Regions from separate parts of the Mus musculus genome. Here region 1 is linked to region 2. Evidence: chromatin loops called from intact Hi-C (ENCODE). Cell type or tissue: left cerebral cortex. All regions are shown on one strand. Each heading gives the region's core, and the rest is flanking DNA. Links, peaks and the distances in the headings are about the cores only.

Evidence for each region. Peaks named below come from ENCODE experiments on the same cell type or tissue, not always from the same donor. Only the 100,000 strongest peaks of a DNase experiment are listed, where the experiment ranks them.
Region 1: a loop joins it to region 2, with 2.3 times the contacts of the local background. A loop is called at or near these places in 4 of 42 quality-filtered maps.

Annotation. Positions count from the first base shown.
Region 1 is chr3:153,568,968-153,573,967 of GRCm38, forward strand. All of the region lies in intron 1 of St6galnac3 (ST6 (alpha-N-acetyl-neuraminyl-2,3-beta-galactosyl-1,3)-N-acetylgalactosaminide alpha-2,6-sialyltransferase 3), which reads right to left. Among named protein-coding and RNA genes, the nearest start is that of Gm32721, 18 kb to the right of the region's middle. In left cerebral cortex, for the core only: no CTCF peak of the experiment used is centred there; DNase peaks (open chromatin) are centred at 2,331 and 3,442; H3K27ac peaks cover 892 bases.
Region 2 is chr3:152,978,086-152,985,730 of GRCm38, forward strand. It overlaps St6galnac5 (ST6 (alpha-N-acetyl-neuraminyl-2,3-beta-galactosyl-1,3)-N-acetylgalactosaminide alpha-2,6-sialyltransferase 5), which reads right to left and starts at 4,125. Exons shown (of 5, transcript NM_012028.5): 1 at 3,918-4,125; 2 at 2,973-3,215. The coding sequence starts at 3,932. It overlaps Gm46830 (a long non-coding RNA gene), which reads left to right. Exons shown (of 4, transcript XR_003954686.1): 3 at 1,896-1,972. In left cerebral cortex, for the core only: CTCF peaks have their summits at 2,563, 3,426 and 4,165 (motif pointing left); DNase peaks (open chromatin) are centred at 1,822, 2,600, 2,857, 3,200 and 2 more places; H3K4me3 peaks cover 3,208 bases; H3K27ac peaks cover 2,541 bases.

The DNA of each region.
Region 1 (5,000 bases), core at 1-5,000, 590 kb after region 2:
GTACAAAATAACAACAGTGAGAGTCATATCCAAGTCATACAGCCCACCCTTATCTCTGTGCTTCCGCCACCCTGGAGGCAGTCTCTACACTGAATACAATCTGGCTGCCCAGTGACTCGCAGTGGCTGTTCTTGCTCAAAGTTCGCCCTACCTCAGCCACATATCACTCATTCCAACATCCCATTTAGCCACAAGAACCAATCAACAGATAAAAGATGTTGGGGAAGAAAAGTGCTTCCTTGGTCCATCAGAAGAACTTAGATCACGAGCAATGAGTGATTCTAACTCATCAACAGAAATAGCACCAACTGCCAGGGTCAAACGTGGTGTCCAGGTGAGCAAATACATTTACCCAGCGTTGGCTAAAGAAATTCAACACTAGTGCTGAAAATTGATGGGTGCAAAGGGCTCTGTCTAACTTGAAAGATCAGACATTCTGTCACCTTCACAGAGCTTCAGTGTCATGCACTGTATTAGAATTCTGCAGAGAAAAAGAGCCAATATCCATTGATAAAACAGCAACAACAAAACTTAAGACGCATCCGAAACACAATTGTGAGGACCAGAGTCTGTATTCCCAGGACACACATAAATCAGTGTGTGGTAGCACATATCTGTGACCCCACAACAAAGAGATAGGAGGCAGAGGTAAGAGAATCCCAGCTAATCTGGCATAGATATCAATAAACTATAAAAATTCTTCTGAGTTACAGAGACAAAGTTTGGAGCTGAGATGAAAGGATGGACCATGTAGAGACTGCCTTATCCAGGGATCCACCCCATAATCAGCATCCAAACGCTGACACCATTGCATACACTAGCAAGATTTTATCGAAAGGACCCAGATGTAGCTGTCTCTTGTGAGACTATGCCGGGGCCTAGCAAACACAGAAGTGGATGCTCACAGTCAGCTAATGGATGGATCACAGGGCTCCCAATGGAGGAGCTAGAGAAAGTACCCAAGGAGCTAAAGGGATCTGCAACCCTATAGGTGGATCAACATTATGAACTAACCAGTACCCCGGAGCTCTTGACTCTAGCTGCATATGTATCAAAAGATGGCCTAGTCAGCCATCACTGGAAAGAGAGGCCCATTGGACACACAAACTTTATATGCCCCAGAACAGGGGAACGCCAGGGCCAAAAAGGGGGGGTGGGCGGGTAGGGGAGTGGGGGCGGGTGGGTATGGGGGACTTTGGTATAGCATTGGAAATGTAAATGAGCTAAATACCTAATAAAAATGGAAAAAAAATAAAAAATAAAATAAAAATTCTTCTATCAATTCAATGTTGTCCTTACACTGTCACATGCCATGGCAACCCTTACACATATGAACATACACACACACACACACACACACACACACACTCACACAATGATGTGAAAAAGACTTATGATATACAGAGCTATGGAAGCCCACTGGGAGATCGTTTGCCTCTTATGCACAAAGCTCTGGGTTCAGCTCCTAACTGAAGGGGTGGGCAGATACACGATACCTCTGTGCCAGTCAATGGGCACAGGATCGTTCCAGGGGTCCACAGTACATCGAGAAGATAATACATCAGACACACAGATATGTTCAAGCTATTAGAAAGTGCTCGCCTGACAAACCATGATTAACATGTGCGGTGACACCTGTGCACCTGCCGTCTTTTCAGCACTACCTGTCCTACCTTCATCCTGTTGGCCACAATAAAACACTCTGACCAAAAGGACTTGGGGAGAAGAAGATTCAGTTCTTTCTACCCTTCTGGGTCACTATCCATGTCTGAGGGAAATCAAAGCAGGACCCTGGGCAAGAACCTGAATCAGAACCAGGGAGGAATGCCACTCTGCTGGCCCCATCTCTGCTTGTTCTCTCACAAGCTCATCCTTAGCTAGCTTTCTGTACAGCCCAGGGCCACCTGCCTAGGAATGACCCCTCCCACAGTGGACTGCACCCTTATATATCAATGAATAATCAAGACAATGCCCCATAAATGTGCCTACAGACCAATATGATGCAGTCAATTCCTCAGTGGAGGATCCTTCTTCCAAGTGGCACTAGGTTGAGTCAAGGTGACACCTGAGTTGACAAAAGATATTACCTAAAATTTCATGGAAAGAGAATATAGAACCCAGCATCAACACATTACAAGTACTTAGCGAGTGGGAGCTATGACTTTAAACTATTATCTGATTGCTTTAGAGATCAGCCTTAACTAAAAACAGAAACCCTTCTGCAGGCTGACATTTAAAAGGCCACCACACAAAGAACACAGACCGGCTTCCAGGAAGGTACTTGTGAAAGCGTGGGCTGGCGAATCAACGGCACGGGATGTTCTCTTCCAACAGCTTGCCATTTCAGCATCTTTCGATTAGGCCGACACATGGTGCTCTCGAATGGCCCAGCTTCCCTCCCACGTTTGCAGACCAGGATTATTCTAAATAGGAAGCCAGTCCCCAAAACCTCCCACTTGCCGCCAACACAGGTCAGCCACAGGATTGTGTGCAGTCAGGCTGTGGAGCAGGTGCGACTACCTGTGTGAAGGTCACAGCCTAGTTATTTTATGTGTCAGTCTGAAGATAAAAGCAGACAACAATGAACCAGTCTGCACTCTCCCCGTGGAAGGAGATTGTCTTAAATTTGGGAAGTGGTTTGTCACTGAGATAACCTCAGCTACCCTGCAAAACAAAGCAAATAAACAAACTCGCTGGAAGTGAGGGTGCACACTTGAATTCAACTCTAAGGCAGACGCAGTGCTGGGCACTGCTGTTCAGTTACTTTGTCTGTCTTCAGTAGACACCGGTCATGGCGCCCTTTCTCCCTAGAGTCCTCCCCACGGTGATCTATAAACTGTAAAGTGCTAGTGCTTTAAAATGATTTTAAAGCAAGCCCTGGAATTACATTAAGGGCTTGCTTTAAAATGATTTTAAAGCAAGCCCTGGAATTACATTAAGGGCTTATCCGAGCCAGAAGGAGGCTGATGATGGTCAGGAGGAACCGACGCAGAAGGGTCACGTAACCATTTCCGGTCGGCAGTGGAGCCACTCCGCCCCCTCTTACCAATGAATCCCTGTCCATATAGACCTCAAAGTGCTCAGCCTGCTCGCTGTCTGCGGGTTTGGCCTCCTGACCAGACGTTTCCATTACCGCAGCTGCTGTTTGTAAGCGTGTAGCAGCCCTGCGTCTTAATGCTTCTCACCACACGCTTAATTTTTTTTTCTTCTCCTAGAAGAAATTATGGCCATTTCGGCTGAGTGTCCCCATTCTGTATTCTTTCAGAGCTCGTATTCATCTTTTATTTTCCTGAATGAGGTTTGGTTTATAGCATATAAGATAGGAAAACAGGATTGAAAAGGCTGGGAGAATATAAATCTTCCCTTGGAAACAAAATGCTCTCAGCGCATTTTAAAGACTTCAGAGTTTTTTTGACGCCCTCATTCACTGGAGAATTTTGGAGGAAGTAAAATCCGAGAATCCCTCTCCCTCTTCCCCCCGCCACTCCCCTATCTCTCTCTTTCACACACACACAGAAATAAAAAAATTTAAAAAGCCAGCCATATAGCCTGATTATTCCAATGTCTTCCAGTACACTGTGTGTTCCGTCAGACACTCCATGTTGGAAAGGTTTTCCATGTCTCGCTGGGTTTGCACATTCCTTTTTTCCAGCCAAAGTTCAGATACCTCGAGGACAGAGCTACACCCTAACCATGCGGTAGAGGTCTATTACATCATGGTGGTCTATTACATCATGGAGGTCTATTACATCATGGATCGCTTAGGCAAATCCCAGAGCTCCACTGGTGTGGGTACTCTGGGACTCGGTGCTTTTCCCAGGCTACCCCACTCCAGAGGGCCCTTCATGTCACCATAAAACTGATTTCTTTACCTAGCCACACAGGAGGACAAGATCCTCAATGGCTCTAGACTAGTCTTCTGGATATAAACACACCAATGAAAAAGCTGTAGTTTTCTTCATAAGCTAAGGATGTGAGGACCTAAAGGAGCAGGGTTCTGATGACAAAGCTTAAAGATGAGCAATTCGGAAGGAAGGTGTGTTGTAATGTGTAATCCCAATGATGTTGTTTCTAGCACGTTCAAACAGCAGCCAAATGAATGGCTCCATCCTCAGAATGAAATACATTTTATAGGGATTTCCCCCTGGAAAACTAGAGCTGAAGGTGGGGCTGGAGAGACAGCTCAGCCATTAAGAGCAGTTACTGCTTTTTCAGAGGATCAGAGTTCAATACCAGGTACGCAACTCATGACCCATATTACTGCAGCCCCAGAGACCCTCATACCCAGTTTTGGCTTCAGCAAGTGTACACACACACACACACACACACACACACACACTATAATTTAAAATAACTGGAGATATGTGTGCAAAAACACATCAGACCACAGCAATCATTTAAAAAGAAGAACCAATTAAGAATGCCTGTTGCTCTATGTCCTGACAAGGCTCCTGGCATACAAAGACTCTTCTCACAGGACCCAAAGAGCACAGTTAAAAGTGACAGTAGTTGGGCTGAGAAGATGTCCTGGTGGTTAGTAATGTGCTGTAACCATAGGACTGGAGCTTGGGTCTCCAGAAAACTAAGTGCTGTTGGGAGCTAAAAAGAGGCCCTGGGGAAGAGGGGGGAAGGGGAAGACCCACACCCCGCCAGAGTTCCACCTATTCTCTGTTCAGTCAGCGGTGGGAGGGCTGCCATACACTTTCCACTCATCCCTGAGTGGGCATCTAAGCCACTGACCCATTCTCCGGGGGATGGCTAAGGGGCAGCCCTACCTGGGGGCCCCGGAGCTACTTTCTCCTAAAGCCCCAGGGAGCCCCTGTGCTAAAGCCACTGGGGTTATGGGAGAGAGGGGTGAGGGAAGAGAGGTTCCCAACATCGCAAGAGTGAGCGCAACGGATCTTGACTGGAGCAGAGACCATCAATGGTTTTAGAGCTTTGTTATAGAAAGGCAGGGAGAAAGAGAGACGATAGAAAGGAGAGAGAGAGAGAGAGAGAGA
Region 2 (7,645 bases), core at 1-5,000:
CCTGATGTGAGATTGAAGAGAAAAAAAAATCAGTCCTGAGTGTCCTGTGGCAGAACAGGAGAGCTCTCCTTCCTGACACCATTCTGTGTTAGACGAAGTAAAGGTTTTCTTTAGCAACAGCCTAACAAATGACTTCCGTCACAGCCTTCTCACAACTTTGCCTGATGGAGACTGTGGTAGATCTGGAGCAAAACTAAATCCAAGAAGAGCTCCTAGGTGTTTGTACAGGATGTGCACCTCAGGTGGCCACATAGAATGGGAGCCCTGCCCACTTGGCAGGCCAGAACAGCAGGAGCCACCATTGTAAGGAGGCTTGTTGAAGCCCCTTTGAGCAGGCAGGTCTGCATTAGCTCCTTGGGACAAAGGGACATGTCCCATAGTGCCTGGGGGTTGCACTTGTTGCTTTGCTTGGTCTCAGTTTCCAGCCTTGGAGTTGAACTTTCGAGGTGGGTTTCCTCCCTCTTCCTTCCTCCTCTCTCCCTTCTTTCCTCACTCCCCCCCTCTCTTCATTCCTTTCTTTTTCTGTCTTTCTTCTGCCCTTTCTTCCTTTCCTCCCTTCATATGTCCTTCCTTTCGTCCTTCTTTCATTTCTTCCCTCTTTCTTTCCTTTCTTCTACCTTCTCCCCTCCCTCCTTCTCCACTACCTCCCTCCTTCTTTCCTTCCTCCATCCCTCCTCCTTTCCTTCATCCTTCCCTCTTTGTTTCCTTCTTCCTTTCCTTATTCCCTTCATCTCTGTTCTCCCCTTCCATCTTTCTTTACTCCCTTCTCTTTTCCGCCATCTGCTTTCTTTCTTTCTTTCTTTCTTTCTTTCTTTCTTTCTTTCTTTCTTCCTTTCTTTCTTTCTTTCTTTCTTTCATCCCTCCCCTCCCTTCTTCATTCTTCATTTCCTCTCCCCTCCTTTTTGTCTTCCTTCTGTCTCTTTTCCCTTTCTACACTCTCCTGCTTCTTTTGGACTTTGACGGAAGATACCCCTATGTAACTCAGACTGACTTCAGACTTGCCATTCCCCTGCCTCACACTCCAGTTATGTTGGGATAGCAGACGTGAGCACCACCTGGGAGATGTTTTCTAGGGATGAACTGCATTGATGTTGATAACTAAAGGCCAAGAAGAATCCCATGCCATGGCGCTTGCAGCTTCCCTTTCCACTGCAGAGTAAGTATTTCCATCTACAGGCACCGCGACACATGGAAAGGCTGCTGCTGCTCGTCCTGATCACACAACACTCTCATACACTGAACTTGTAACCAGCACACCTGTTTCCACAGGCGTTTTTAAAAGACGACTCTTAAACTCAGTCCTTCTATTTGGGAACAATTGACCACTAGGCTATGGAAGGAACAAAGTATTTGGGATATCTTTTCAGATCCACCAGAACTTGCAAGGCATTGACCTTTTGACATTTTTTTTATTCACAAATACTTCCAGAATTTGAGGCGGGTCCCTACTAAACAACGAGTGTGAAAATCCAGGGCTGCACTCTGTTCGTCTCACGCCAGTGACCCACACACACCGCCATCCCCAGCCAGACACCAGGCGTAAACTTCCTCACAACCACAGCCCTTATCAGCAGCTTGCACATGCAGATTCCAAGTATGTAACCAATCAACAACCAAGAGAGCAAACAGAGGCTGTGACTGTTAGGCCTGGGCGCTGGCATTTACAGCCCACTCCAGAGGGCTTCCTCCTCAGACAGCCTCCTCCTGTTCACCTCTCTGAAGTCTCTCTAGTACAACTTCCACATTTTCAAAGAAATATCCCTTGCTTCTTCCGGAGAATGTGAGCCCCCTCCTTGGTGAGCCCCGCAGCAATGTATGTACTAGTGCCGACTGCACATGTCTGTCTATCAGTGAACCTTGCTACATGTCTCAGGACATGCCCTGTTTTCTTCCAGCATCCAAGGATGGGAAAGCTGAGCCCTGCATGCAATCCCTTTGGCGTCTCCCATCTTTAGCATTCTACACAGTACAGGTGAGTTGCAATATTTTGATTGTCACTTAAAGTCTGACTTACTCATGTGTGACAAGAGCTATCATCTCACACAGGAGGAACATCTGCAAATACTACTGTTGGTTCACATTCATAAAATGCAGTAAGATACAAAGTAAAAGAGCTGAGAGGTTTCAAGCCATCTTCTAGACAGGGAGGGAAAGTGTGTTTTAATAAAAACACACTGGCAATTTCAAATAATCAGAGATGCATTTAAATTGTATTAAAACATCTTTGGAATCAGGAAACCTGATTAGGTTTTTCCCAGAGGCTTCCTACGCTGAAACCAGAGATTTATTTATTAGTCTAAGGAAAGGAGGTTCAATTTAAATGAAAAAAAAAAAAAAAACAACCCAGCTTATTAATTATTAGCCAAGCCACGCAGTTGCTTCCTGGGAGGCAAAGGAAAACAGGCTTTTAAGCCAAAGGGAGCTGAGTGTGTTTCCAGCCCTCCATGCCTGCCAGAGCTGGGCTCCCCAGGGACTGGGGCCTTTCAGCCCAGAGCAGTCCCCAGCAGAGATCAGAGGAGAACCTGTGGAACTGAGCCCTGGTGGAGGCTCTCTCTTCTCCCCTCTGGTGGTGCAGGAAGAACCTTGGGGCTAGTCCCTGCAAAATTCTGCTTTCCTCCTACTCCGCACCCCCCCCCCCAACCCCGCAGGGCTTGGCTGGAAAATACCAGGCTCCAGAAACTGAACATCCATCTGCAGCTGCTATTACCGGGTGTCCGGATTCTAGACCAGGACCGATGGGGTTCAGGATCCACTCACATCATTCCTATTCCCTGATAAACTTTGCATCCTTCTTGGAATAGAAAGTCACAACTAGCATGCAGCCCTTCCTGCCCTAACTGGTGTACCACCTTCCTGCTCCCCCAAACTAACAGCTGCTCTGGTGGCTCACTACCCCAGGAAGGAGGAAGGATCAGGGGTACAGAGTGCCCAGGCTGAGCGGCGGGTGGGAAGGACGGCGCACAAGCTGTCACCTTGTGGTCTGCTACACCGAGGTATCCTTCGAGCTGCCGGGGTCCTGCGGGGGCGGTTCTACGTGGCTGGGGACTGCTCTCCACAAGCTGCGTGCTGCCAGTCGCGGTTGCCGCCTGCTGCTGCTGCTGCTGCTGCTGCTGCTGCTGCGGGGGCCGCTCCTTCTGGCTGCCGAGGCTGCTGTACACGAGCAACAAGCTGGTGCACATGGTAGTGAGCACTAAACACACTGCCAGACCATGGCGCTGCAGGCGGGCGGGGGAGAGAGAGCAGAAGACAGTGGCTCAGGGTGCACCAGGGAAGCTTGGCTCCTTATTGGCACCAAGCACAAGTCCGGAGCATCCGCCCCAGCCTTCCCAGCAGCCAGAGAGCAGAGGTGACACGGTCTTGCGCACCCGTCAGGGATGCTCCTGCATCGCTGCTCACAGCCCGCGTCTCACAGTGGAGGGCAGGTGGCGCGCGGTGACCAGTGCAAGGGTGAGCGCGTCCGCCCAGGGTACTTTGGGAAGGAGGATCTAGACTCCACCTAAGCTGCTCGGATTCCAGCCCTCCAAACACCCTCTCTTCTCGCCCCCCTGAGGCTTCCTGCAGAGATCCCCGCTAAGTTTGAAATCCGACAAGAAAACCAAGAAAGTCAAAGATGGTGCTTCCTCCCCGCCCCTCTGAGTTTGTGCCCAGCGGTCACAGTGGGACACCCTCCATCCCTGGAGAGGTCAGCCTGCTCCTCTGCTCTCCAGTCGCCCCTTGGATCACTCGCTAAAGATCCAGGAGCCCAGGCATCCCTAGCGCCCATCCCGGATTCCAAGCCAGGTAGAAAGTTGTCACCAATGACAGGTGACCTCTTGGCACAGAGATAGATACCCGGAGAGGCTTCCCCAACGGTCTAGGAGACCCAGAATCCCAGGGGTCTTTGCCTCTGCTTGGCAGAGTTGGAACAACAGACTCACCATCAGGGTCTTCATTTTGGGCTCCTCTTTTGTGCGGAATTCTCAGGCAAGCGCGTCCGGAGCCACTTTTTCTTGGAGGTTGTCCATGGTGGGTGATGGGGCGGAGGCTGCTCAGATGCTCACCTGGCAGTGACGGCAGCTGAGCGGGAGCAGGAGCCGCGGGACCGGGAAGCGCTGCTGTTGCAGAGATTAGAGGAGAATTAAAACTGAGCCGGACCCTCCGAGTCTTAGCGATCCACACACTGCCGCCTGCCGCCGCCTGCTGGGTCCTAGAGTCCTCTGCAGTCCCCCTCCCAACCCCCAAACCATCTTCTCAGTGAAGTGGAATTTCTGGGGCAAGACTGTTACCATAAAGGTGCACCCATTCCTTAGTTTGAAGATTTATTATCTTTGAATGGGGCTGTCAAGTTAAAAGGACGCAGAATCCAGTTTGATCCTGAACACGGTAGCCATTTGAAAATTTACTAAATTTTCAGGTTTGTGATTTTAATAAAGAAACAAGTTAGCCTCCCAAATGTCAATCGATCTCTTTAAATTTGCATTTGTGTTTACAGCCTGGCAAATGTGATCATGGGATTGTTTTCCTTAAAAATTACGCCGCTGTAATAATTTCTAGTTGTTTTCAAATGTCCTTTCCCTCCCTAATTCTGCTTTGACAAATCATTAGTCTCCTGCTTCCCTTGGACCGTACCCTTCCATGCAAATGGCTTCATTCATCATTTGCTCCCAAGAACACAATTTATATTTCTACTCAACCTGCGAAGTCCCTGGTGCTCATTTAAATGATTTTAAAGTTTTGGAAACACTCGGTGCATCCCATTCATGTGATTAACCGTGAACTGTAGAGTCTTCCTAATGTCAGTGAAGAAATATTAGCTGTTGAAGATAAAAAGTGATCTCGCATCCTAGGATCCTGAAGGCTGTGATTCGTCCCTCCTGCTGTCTGGGGCACTGGTGGCGTATACTTTCACAATCAGGACCTGGATTCCAGTTAAAAGCTGGATCATTGTTCAGTGCTGAGTTCAGATCAGTAGCCTGCTCTAAGTATGCTCTTGTCCCTACATCTAATTAGAGCAAGCATTTGTTAAACCTCTAATTTAGCTGAAAACGTATTTCAGCCACGTGACATTATTCAGTGAACATAGTCGTCTTAATGTCTCTCTTAACACTGTACATGTAGCCGTGTGAGGTTGAAGATCACATTAAGAACGATCAGCAGGCCACCTGAACCATGGGCAGGCACAGTGAGAGCCCTTGCAACTCCCCCTTTAATCTTCTCTAATCTACCGCTGGATGGATGGCACAACGGGGACTATTTTTAACGTATGAGGCCCATGTCCAAACTCTATTAACAAAGTTAAAATTATTGGTTCAGTAATGAGCATCCAGGAGACAGAAGCACACACCATGGAGCCTTTCGAGGAAAACACAAAAATTGGAAATACTATCCGATACTGCCAGCAGTGCGGTTAGCTATTTATTCAATGTGTGCTGTGGGCATGAATAGTGCCCGTTGTCTGGACAGGCAAGGCAGCAGGCAGAGGAGAATCTTATCGGGTCTTGGCAATTCTTTATTGTATGGCTGCACTTGACACTCAAATTAATGAAACAAAGGACCAACTTGATGAATCATTGCAAGCAGATTATCTGTGTTTCTCCAACACGGCTTTCGAGATGCAGCCAGACGAAGCCCCTGCCTTCCTCAGATTGTTCTCCTCCGTCTAGCAAGCTGCCCAGCAACCGATAAAACACTTCTCATATATTCTGCGCTGCCAAAGAGAGACATCGTATTTATGACTTAAGCTCATGGCGGCACATTGGACATCTGTTACACGGTGTGTCTGACCAGACTCATTAAGCTTATGATTTTTCCCTCCTCCTGGGATGGCAGTTAGCTGGTCACAAAATTACTTACAAAATGAGTACATTTAAATTTTTAGTTCTGAGCTTGATTGAAAGAACTTTAAGGTATCTGGCTTTCTGATAGTTGATTGGGATGGTAAGACTCTTGGAGGGATTCTGGCTTGGGAGTCAAAAGGACAAGGTAGGGCCAGATGAAGGTGGAGGAGATAAGGAATGGGAGACAATTCAACTTGACGATTATGTGGTAGTCACCTGTCACTCGATAGTTCTGTTTAGGAAACATGGTGGTGGAAAGAGAGAGAATTAAGCATAAACGTTTTCCTTTAAGGACTCAGAACTCTGTCTCTCTGTCTCTCTCTTTGTATCTCTGTCTCTCTCTCTCTTTCTGAGTATGTGTATAGTGAATTTAATGAACAGACAATGGAGGAGTTCTATCGATTCAACATATGTTTAACAAGTATCTACTTTGTTATGCACCTACTGTGTGCTAGGTACTGGGGCCTAGGCTTGCAGTTTCAAGGGAACAGCAGTCAATATTCAGGCGTGGACTTTTAGGTGATAGGGAGCAACCAATGTGCAGATTTGTTTCTTAGCTTTGCCTCCTACTTCATTAAGATCTGAGGGGTGTGCTTTTCATGGCAACCCTTACGTTGCACCGACAAGTGGATCTCTGTGTCTGAGGCTAGCCTAGTCTGCATGTCAAGTCAAGACTACACAGTGAGATCCTATCTTTAAAAAAATAATCCAAGAGGTTTGAGATTTCAAGGGTAACCTTGTACATGTATGTACCTTTCAGTTATTGATCTGACTAGCCACAGTGAATGTAAAATAGGCAAATTCCTAAGTATTTGATGGACTTGGAGGAGAAAAGACAGGTAGACAAGTCAGTGGAAATGTCTGGTTTGTCTAGCTTGGACACTTCAATCCAGAGTGGGACAAGTCACAATTTGCCTCTTAAACCCAGGTAGCTGAGACAAATTTCTCACCATTTAAAACATTGCTACATTTCTACCTCTTCTGCTATCACATTCAATCAAATTGATTCCTATTTCTGAAAAAAAGAGAATGGAAAAGAAATTGAGTGTTGCAAAATGTAGTTTCTGTGATAAAAATAAGCTGAGAATTGTTGAAACAAGGCATGTCCTAGGTGACAAGGAATCTGAAATTTGGAGGGAATGTTAGCTTTGCACAGGGCCTCAAAGAACACAGAGATACTAGAGGAGAAAGAAAGACACATTGAAGTCTGCCCACAAGCTCTACTGTGGTTCCTCAGGAAAAGGTCCTTTCATTGTGTGTGTATATGTGTGTGTGCACACACATGTATGTTCATATGTGGATGTGCTTGTATGTTCATAAGTGTGTGAGTGTGTTTGTGTGCATGTATGTTCATATGTGGGTATGAGTGTATGTGCAAATGTATGCTCATATGAGAGTGTATGTATATATGCTCATATGTGTGTGAGTGTATGTGTATATGTTCATATATGGGTGTGAGTGTGTGGGTGTGCTTATATGCTCATATGTGGGTGTGAGTGTGTGTATGCATGTATGTTAATATGTGGCTTTGTATGCATATATGCTCATATGTGTATGTGAGTGTACATACATATATGTTCATATGTGGGTGTGTGCATGTATGTTCATATGTATGTATATGTGTACATGTAGGTTCGTATGTTTGAGTGTATGTGTGAGTGTATGTTCATATGTGGGTGTGAGTGTGTGTGTGTGTGTTCATGGCACATGTATAGAGATCAGAAGACAACCTTGAATGTTGATTCTCTGGTTCACTTTTTCTTTGAGACACTGTTTCTCACTGGCCTGGAATTTTGCCCTGCAGGCCAGGCTCGCTGGTCCTGGAAGCA